3 separate regions of the Homo sapiens genome follow, and all the other regions are linked to region 3. The links are chromatin contacts, found by Hi-C in ENCODE. All regions are on one chromosome and are shown on one strand. The core of a region is the stretch at or near the end of the contact, and the rest is flanking DNA. Distances in the headings are between cores, read along the strand shown.

Region 1 (2,806 bases), core at 203-2,702, 1.7 Mb after region 3:
CCCCTCCCAAACCCCTCCCACCAGTCACCAAAGCCAGATTCATTTCATGCAGCAAGAGCAATCCACAGATCCAATTCCCCCGCCATACTCAGCAAACCCACAGTTTCCACAAACTGTTGCTGGACGCTGATTCGCGCCACCACAACTACACCGCCACTTCAATCAAGCACAAGTAGGCAGGCAGCCTGCTCTGCCATCACCAAAAGATTCCCATTTCCACTCCAATCAGTGCCCCTCCACTCCACTGCTATAGCGGGAATGGTGTGGGCAGAATGTTAAACACTAATTTTTGCCCGGGGCTCCATTTTGTCTACCAGCACCATCATGCGAGAACCGTCCTGCAGAAAAATAGAGTGGGAGCCATTCCAAAAGGTGAAAGGGTGGGGTCCTGCTCCAAGAAAACAGAGGAATTGTACTCCGCAGCTCATGTCCCACTACGGCTGCTTTATTTGTAGCGCAAACGGTCTGCAGCTCCTGTACCTCTGCAGCTCTTACCACTTTGTAGTGCATCTTAGGTGTGAATTGTTCCGCAGCTCATGTACCTCTGCAGTTCATGTGCCTCGCAGCGCAATGAAGCGCTGTTGTCGGGCTGGCTAATCGCATCGTTTTTGTAGCGTTTTTTGTAGTGCTACTCTTCTGCAGCTCAGATTTTGCAGCGCATGTAAAGCGCAATTCAGTTTTCTGTCTGCAGCTCCTATATCGCTGCTCCTCGTTCTGGATTGTAGCGCCACTGAAGCGCCCATCCGTCAGTTTGTGGCACATAAAGCGCCCATCAGTTTATAGCGCAATGAAGCGCCAGTTGTAGCTCCCATCAGTTTGTCGCCCGCGTGAAGCGTGCTTGTAGCGCATCTGAAGCGCCAGTTTGTAGCGCATTTGAAGCGCTTATCTGTTTGTAAAGCATGGCACTTGGTAGCGCATTTGAAGAGCAAATTGCAAATCGATCTATAGCTCCTGACCGTCTGCAGCTCATCACTGTCCGCAGCTCATCTCTGTCTACAGCCCGTATCTGGACTTGGTCCTGGAAACCCAAGCCTTTAAGGCTTGGTTTCCCCATTTGTTTTGGGGTACAGCCAGTGAAGGCGTGACAAGTTTTGCGTGGAGACATTCTGGGGTGCTACTCCATCTCCCGCAGCTCCCGATAAGCACGGGGAATGAACGTGATCTTTAAAAAAAAAACGTCCTCACCGCATACTCACCACGCGAGGACTCCTCTGCGAAGACAGGAAGGATGGGGTCCCACACCTGAGCCAGGCGCGGTCTCCACTGGGTGCTCCGCAGCCCGGAGTGGCTCCGGACGACAGCCCGCTCAGCGGACCTTTCGCCAGGCTCGGTGGACCTTCTCCGCTGTTCTCCTCAGGGCGCAGTCAGGTTTCTTCGACACACACCAACCGAAGTTGAAGCGCGTGTACCAGGAGCGCAGACTGTGAGCCTTATATAGGTTGCACCGAGGAGGGGGGCGCCAAATCCCAGCGTGCTCCGCGGGCTAGGGGGTGGAGGGGGGTGCGGGGATGGGGGATGGGGGTGGGGGCGGTGGCCACGCTGCAGTGGCCCGCCGCTAGAGGGAGTACGGGATTACCGAGGGGGTGCGGGATGCTGATGCTGAACTGGCCAAGCTGGGAGGGAAGAAGAAAGGGAGGGGAGGGGAGAATCGAGGACGGACGGCCTAGCCAGGCCAAGAATGCAATTGCCCCGGTGGTGGGAGCTGGGAGACCCCTGTGCTTGGACGGGACAGGGTCGGGGGACACGCAGGATGAGCCCCGCGACCACTGGCACATTCTTGCTGACAGGTTAGTGGCCTGCGCGCGACGTGGAGGTCCCGGGGCCAACAGGCCGCCGCCTCCCCCTCCCCCGCTCGGGTTCCGGGCGCCTGAGCGCGCCCTTTGGGCACCAGCCTCTCTTTCTGTCCCGGACCCCACCGTACCCCTCCTTCAGTACACCCTGTACCCCATTTCCCCGGCCCAGCTTCTCTCTCCCCAGGCTTGACCCCTGGCCTTTTTTTCCTCTCCGCGCCCCCGCGGGCCCCTCCCTGCTCTGCGGGCGCAGAAATTCCATCTCCAATTCCTGTTCCCAACATCCCCCTCCCCGCCCAGCCCCAGGGTAGTCCTCTCCCGATCCCTGTAGCAAAGAGCTGGGGGTCGTTGCCTGTTTTTCTGGGGGGCCCGTTTCCCCGCGATTGGGCTCTGCGACCGCGATGCGAGCCAAAGGAAATGGGTGTCAAGCTGCGTCCCCGCTACACAAACACATCTTTTTTCCTTTTCTTGATAGTGGTAGAGAACACAAAAATGTGACATTTAAAACACCGAATTTCCCCCTCTTGCTAAGTGCATTTCTCGGTGACGGAAATCTCGGTTTTCTTCGGTTTTACGGAGCAGGGAAGCGGAATCATGAAATGCTGGGAGCTAAACAGGGCGTTCAGGTCAGGGTTAACCCCGGCTGGAGGCCAGAGATGCTGCCGTACCGAGTGCGCTATTTCCAGAAACCAAAACCAATTTAAAACAGCTGTGGATGCTTCCAGTGTGTTTGGCGGGCTTTGAAGGCTCCCAGCTACCGACTTTTGGTGGCGATTACGAGGTTTACACAGAGACCTTGCTTCCCTTGCAACGTTACATTTTCCTAAATCTTGTAGGGTGAATGAATGCGTTTAGTCACGGCAACCGCACGTTTAATCCTTTCCAGCGGGTTGCCGAGATTCGGCCACAAATATTTGCGTGCATTTGTACTATGAACATATATATTTTATGTCAGGGAAAATTGCAGTGGCTGATAAGACGCTAAAATTCTGATGAGGAAGGATGCTAAATAAAAC
Region 2 (2,786 bases), core at 256-2,755, 1.6 Mb before region 3:
TGAAATGTCTGCCTTTGCACACTCTCCCTGAAAGAGGAGGGCAAGGGAGCCAGGATAGAAAGTGAGGTGGAGAAGTGTAGAGCTCTGGACGGACAAGCAGGAGATACGCAGCACAAGGAAGCACACTAGGTAACACACCAAGCAGGGGAACCTGTCTTTCACTACATAGGCAAGATGCTACGGGAAATGGGCTCTGGGTTTACACAGATTATGACTCAGTTCTCTACTGTTGTGAAGCTGTGTTTGGATAAATCCCTCAACTTTTCTGAGTCTTATTTTTTCATTTGTAAAATGTAGATAGAAGACCTACTTTCCCACATTGCTCTCAGGTTTAAAGTACGTCAATTAGGATACAGCAAAGTCTGTTTGATACTGAAAACTTTCCAGCAACAATGAACCTTAGAACAAGTCATCTCTCATCTTTGCTCTTGCCTGTAACTACTAAGCGACTACTCCATCTTCTGTTCTTAGGGATTTTAAATTGTTGACGTTTTTGATTTAGTCAGGAATGCGTTGTATGGGGATATCAAACCTGCATGCTCTCCAAGCATTGACTGTAGTCTGATCTTAGTAGGTCGTGCACATATAATTTTACTATTTCTCAATTTATTTCGGTGCTGATGTAATTAGTAAAATACGATTTAAGAGTGTTATGATACTTTTTAAAAATCGTGATGTCTTTTCTTCATCAAAGAGATACTTAAAAGCACATAATCATCTTGTGGAGGCAAGTTGACAAAATCCTTTTTGAGATTCTAAAAGGAATCTTTGTACTTAAAATGTTTAAGGACCACTGATGTATTTTGGCTTCATGTATCAATTAGATTTAGATTTTATTGTTTTAGAGATGGGGGTCTCCCTTTGTCGCCCAGGCTGGAGTTGAGCTCACCTCAGCCTCAAACGCCTGGGCTCAAACTATCCTTCTGCCTCAGCCTCCTGAGTTGCTGGGACTACCATGGTGTGCCACCAATTTTTATAGAGATGTGATCTCGCTGTGTTTCCCAGGCTGGTCTTGAACTCCTGGTTTCAAGTGATCCTCTTGCCTTGGCTTCCCAAAGTGTTGGGATTACAGGCGTGAGCCACCGCTCCTGGCCCCGATTTATTAATAGATCTTATAAGGACATTTTAGGCCTCACGCATCAGTTTCTTAGGACAAGCTTTTCTCTGCACTGCATAATAAATCAGACGGCAGTGCAACAAAAAAACGGTGATGATTTCCCGAAGAACAAACCAAGTTCAGAAGCCTCCCTAATTGTCAGAACAGCAGGTAGCCTGGGCGGAGCTCTGAGGCTATCCTTAAACAGGCGCACTGAGACGCAAGGCGCTGGAAACAAAAGAGCTCCTCCTTGCGCCCTTCCGCCGCCCCACTTAGTCCTGCTCCGCCCCGGACACCCCGCGGCCCCGCCCCTGTGCGCGCTGGTTGGTCCTCGCAGGCATGATGAAACTTCCCGCACGCGTTACAGGAGCCAGGTCGGTATAAGCGCCAGCGGCCTCGCCGCCCGTCAAGCTGTCCACATCCCTGGCCTCAGCCCGCCACATCACCCTGACCTGCTTACGCCCAGGTGAGCCGGGTCCTGCGCCCCGTGCCCTGCGCCCCGCGCCAGCATCCTCCTCGCGTGCCCTGGGGCTGCTCCGGAAGGAAGGGGTGGAGGATGCGGTCTTCAGCCTGGCACCCGGCAGACGCGGTTCGCGGGCGCCTGCTGATGCTGCGGCTCCTGCGGTAGGGAGGGCGGGGCGGACGCCTAGCGATTGTTACGCACCTGACAGCTAGCGGAAGGACCTTTCTGTCCTGGTTCCCTGAAGCATCGAGAGGGAACCGCGGCCGGCAGGCCGGACCGCTCCGGAGAGGAGGCAGCGGCAGTTTGAGCCCCTGTAAATGTTATATGTGTACTTTTTTTTACTATGTGGCGTCGAAGCCTGTGGACATTTTCGCGGTCCGGGTCCCTGCGGCGGACGGGTCGGATCGTGCTCGTGGCCAGGGCGCAGTCAGGTGTCGCGTGGTCCTGATCTAGGAAGAGACTGCGGCCTTATCACCGTCTCGGTGTCTGCTTTCACCTTCAACTGCCCCCCTCCTCACCTGGACCGCTCACCCTCCTCCTCCCCTCTCACCCCGCCATCCCCACCAGTCCCCACCTGTCTCTGTAGACTGCAAGACTCATCAAGTGACTTGCTGAGCAAACCCTGCCGAGAAGAGGTCTGTTTAGGGACACAGGCGACCAAGTACAGAAAAAGGCAAAAGAACTAGCATGCCTTTTTCAATGGCTGTCATTTTGCAGGGCTGGCTTCAGATGATTGTTATAGCTTTAAATAAAAAGGACAGTTTTCATCTCGGCCCGTGGCCTACATTATTTCTTTACTGTCCATTGCCCTGGGCGCTTGACTAATAATTTAACAGCAGTTTTTTTTTTTAAATTTTAAATCATGATTCATAGCATTGCTGTAAGAGTAATTAGAGGTAAAGTAGGGCTTGAACCTGTCTGTAGTTGGTTACTTACTGAGATCTTAATATAAAAGTAAAGGGAGAGGGTGAAGTTGTAAGTAGCACTAAGTGGAATAGAAATTAAATGCACTGAAACTGCCATGTCCAGTTCGGTAGGCGCTAGCCACCTGTAACTGTTGAGCACTTGAAGTGCTGGCTAGTCCTAACTGAGATGTATTGTGTTAAATACACTGGATTTTGTCGTTGGAGTAGGAAGAACAGTGTAAAATATCTGCTCGATAATATTTTATATTGATTACATATATGTTAAAATGTTACTATTTGGGACATACTGAGTTAAGTTTAT
Region 3 (2,787 bases), core at 130-2,629:
GTCACTACCCAAATCTCATCTTAAATTGTAGTTCCCATAATCCCCACATGTCATGGGAAGGACCCGGTGAGAGACAACGGAATCATGGGGGCGGTTACTCCCATGCTGTTCTTGTGATAGTGAGTTCTTATGAGATCTGATGGTTTTACAAGGGGCTTTCCCCCCTTTGCTTGGCACTCATTCTCTCTCCTGCAACCCTGTAAAGAGGTGCCTTCCACCACAACTGTAAGTTTCCTGAGGTCTCCCAAACCATGCGAAACTGAGTCAATTAAATCTTTTGGTTTATAAATTACCCAGTCTCAGGTATTTCTTCATAGTGGCATGAGAATTCTCAGTATTCTTATTGAGCCCTGGGAACAGTCTGCTGCCTTAACAGGTTATACTGAAGTAAACATTTATGTGTCTCTTTCCCAATAGCCCTGAAGCTGTTTAACGGTTGGAACCAGTTCTTAAGTCATTTCGGGGTTTCCAGCACCAAGCACAGTGCCTAGCACATAGTAGGAAGGCACTCAATCAACGTTAATGAATTAAACTGATTAGTAATAAGTGCTTTTTGCTGCCATATTACATCCACAACCTACAATACATTAAAAGTCCTTTTCCCTGATCACCACTGTCTTATAAATTTTGATTACAAGGACAGAAGAATGAAATCCTGATGAAGAGGAGTAAGGCCTGGAGGTCATATAAGCAAATTTTCATTAAAATGCTTGTTTATTTATTTTAGTAGGGCCTATTTGGGGGAAGTCTTTTGACCCGGGCCTTTTGACTTCTACCGTTTTAACAGGTAGGGCTGAAATGGAGTAGTTTCATGAATATACGTTCTGCACTACATTCACTTGTTGGGTTCTTAAGAGTTCACCGATTTTGATCTAAAAGTAGGCGTGCCAGCAATATTTGCAATCTCGCCTTCTAAGTCAATGCTTTTGGATCAAAGTCTTTTTGGATCCAGTGTAAAGTGGAGCTCCTTCAAAGGGAACGCACAGGGGAAAAAATATCCAGCAAAGTATGTGTCCTAGTGGAGTTCTCAACTTCCCCAGGCCGTGCACCATCTGTCGTTACTTGCCCCTCCCATCGGTCCGAGGGCCCAGTAGCCCCTGGTATCAGCAGAAGCCAGCAGCTTCCCTGGTGGGGCCACCTGCCCTCAGGTGACGGGCTTGCACACGGCCAAGTTACCTCTGCCCACGCCGCAGAGGCCGCCGCTGCTGGACAGCGCAGCGGGGTCACGTGTCCCTGTCCAGCCACTGCCCCAGGATCTGAGCCCTCCCCGGCTGCAGGGCAGAGGCCGCTGGATCACGCGCACCCCGGCGGCCAAGGCTGGGCCCAGCCAATGGGCGGGCAGCATCCACATGACCCGCGCCGGCGGGAGGGCGTGGGGAGGCAGGCCAGGAACGCACGCTGCCTGGCCGTATCGCCGCCCCCACCGCCGCCGCCGCCGGGACTAGAAGTGAGCCGCCCGGGTCCCAAACGCCAGCCAGCCAGTCAGTGGGTCCCGCAGTCGCCCGCAACCGGGGCGAATCATGGCGGCCGCCAAGGTAACCGCGGGCCCGAGGCCGGGGGGAGCGCGCCTGCCGGATCAGCCTGGGGGTGCGAGAGGCTCGGGCGCTCACGTGTCTGGGTTGGTGCCACAGGCGGAGCAAAATGGGGTGCCGGGCAGCCGTTCCACCTTGCGGCTGCTGGAGGGAGGGGGCCACTCCTCCCGGGCAGCACAGGCGGTCGGTGCAGAGACCGAGGCCCGACCTCGCAGCGGAAACTTTGTGGGCCGGACACTCCCACTTGGCCGGGGAGGGAAGTTGGTGCCTGACGGGGCTGAGCCAGGGCCGACGAGGAGGAGCGGGCGCGACTGGGGCCTGGTGCACCCTGGGCCGGCAAGCGCTGGGGGTCCTCTCTACCTTCCCAGCGCGCTCCTGCTCCTGACCCCGCTGGTTGTTGACTCCGGCTTCTTCCAGGGGCCAGAGCCCGGGCTGAAGCCTGATCCTATTACGTTTCAAGGGCTCCGCCCTCCCGCGGGTGGGGAAGTTACTTTGACTTCCGTTTTGGAAACTGCCTAGGAGACTTGGTCTGCGCCTTTGTGAATAAAAAGTCCAGGGACTCTCCCCCTCCCCGCTTTCCCATCATTCCCATCTTCCCCCTCCCTCTCTCCATCTGACAACACTTAGATACCCGCCTCGGAGCATTTGAGAGGCTTCTTTTTGGGAACGATGAAACAGATTGTCCTGGGAGCCTGTCACTCCTGTGAAGTTGTACTTGAAAGGGGTTCTGTGTAATGTGAATCATTCACTAACCCAGAGGAAAGGCAACTCCAACACTTGACCTTTCCTCTTTCACCATTTCTTGAAACCTGGACACCATTTCAGTCTCTTTGGACTGCATTTCAACTTCTCTGGCAGAATACCATATTTAGTCCCAATCACTTGAATCATTTGGAATTTATTGCTTTTAATTTAAGTTCACGAAGGCAGCCCTCTAATCAAGCCTATACAACTTCTTAGCTCATTTTAAGTGCAGTGAACTTAAATATACCTAACATTTCAAACATTTGTCCTTAATCAAAACTCTGTGATAACCCTCAAGAGGAAAACATGGCCAACACATCATATTCCTATTTATTCAAGCAAACTAATCACATTTGCAATGGAAATTGTAAGCAGACAAATATATTTAAATGCTGTTCTATGACTTAAGTCTCTCCAGGCTCCCCAAATCCGTAGGCTTCTTCATGTTGTTAGTTTCTGTGGTCTAAGTGGCATTTCTCTTTTCTGTAATTACTCTGAGTTTCATCCTTAG

Evidence for each region. Hi-C counts contacts between places; a loop is a spot of excess contacts on that map. Pooled maps may share reads with other maps.
Region 1: a map of naive thymus-derived CD4-positive, alpha-beta T cell shows a loop between it and region 3 (15-fold over the local background). The contact joins the promoter of PEG10 here to the promoter of SLC25A13 in region 3. A Hi-C loop is called at or near these places in 1 of 168 maps with a recorded cell type or tissue (naive thymus-derived CD4-positive, alpha-beta T cell), 4 of 37 single-sample maps with no recorded cell type and 9 of 50 pooled maps.
Region 2: a map of HepG2 shows a loop between it and region 3 (17-fold over the local background). The contact joins the promoter of ASNS here to the promoter of SLC25A13 in region 3. A Hi-C loop is called at or near these places in 1 of 168 maps with a recorded cell type or tissue (HepG2), 3 of 37 single-sample maps with no recorded cell type and 11 of 50 pooled maps.

Annotation. Positions count from the first base shown.
Region 1 is chr7:94,654,971-94,657,776 of GRCh38, reverse strand. It overlaps PEG10 (paternally expressed 10), which reads right to left and starts at 1,452. Exons shown (of 2, transcript NM_001172437.2): 1 at 1,186-1,452. The coding sequence starts at 1,190. It overlaps SGCE (sarcoglycan epsilon), which reads left to right and starts at 1,644. Exons shown (of 11, transcript NM_003919.3): 1 at 1,644-1,787. The coding sequence starts at 1,679. RefSeq lists enhancers at 200-249, 1,519-2,296.
Region 2 is chr7:97,871,127-97,873,912 of GRCh38, reverse strand. ASNS (asparagine synthetase (glutamine-hydrolyzing)) reads left to right here and starts at 1,505. Exons shown (of 13, transcript NM_001673.5): 1 at 1,505-1,562. The region is part of intron 7 of CZ1P-ASNS (CZ1P-ASNS readthrough); the gene reads left to right. RefSeq lists silencers at 1,274-1,363, 1,674-1,783 and an enhancer at 909-1,624.
Region 3 is chr7:96,320,690-96,323,476 of GRCh38, reverse strand. It overlaps SLC25A13 (solute carrier family 25 member 13), which reads left to right and starts at 1,379. Exons shown (of 18, transcript NM_014251.3): 1 at 1,379-1,535. The coding sequence starts at 1,521. RefSeq lists a silencer at 1,244-1,583.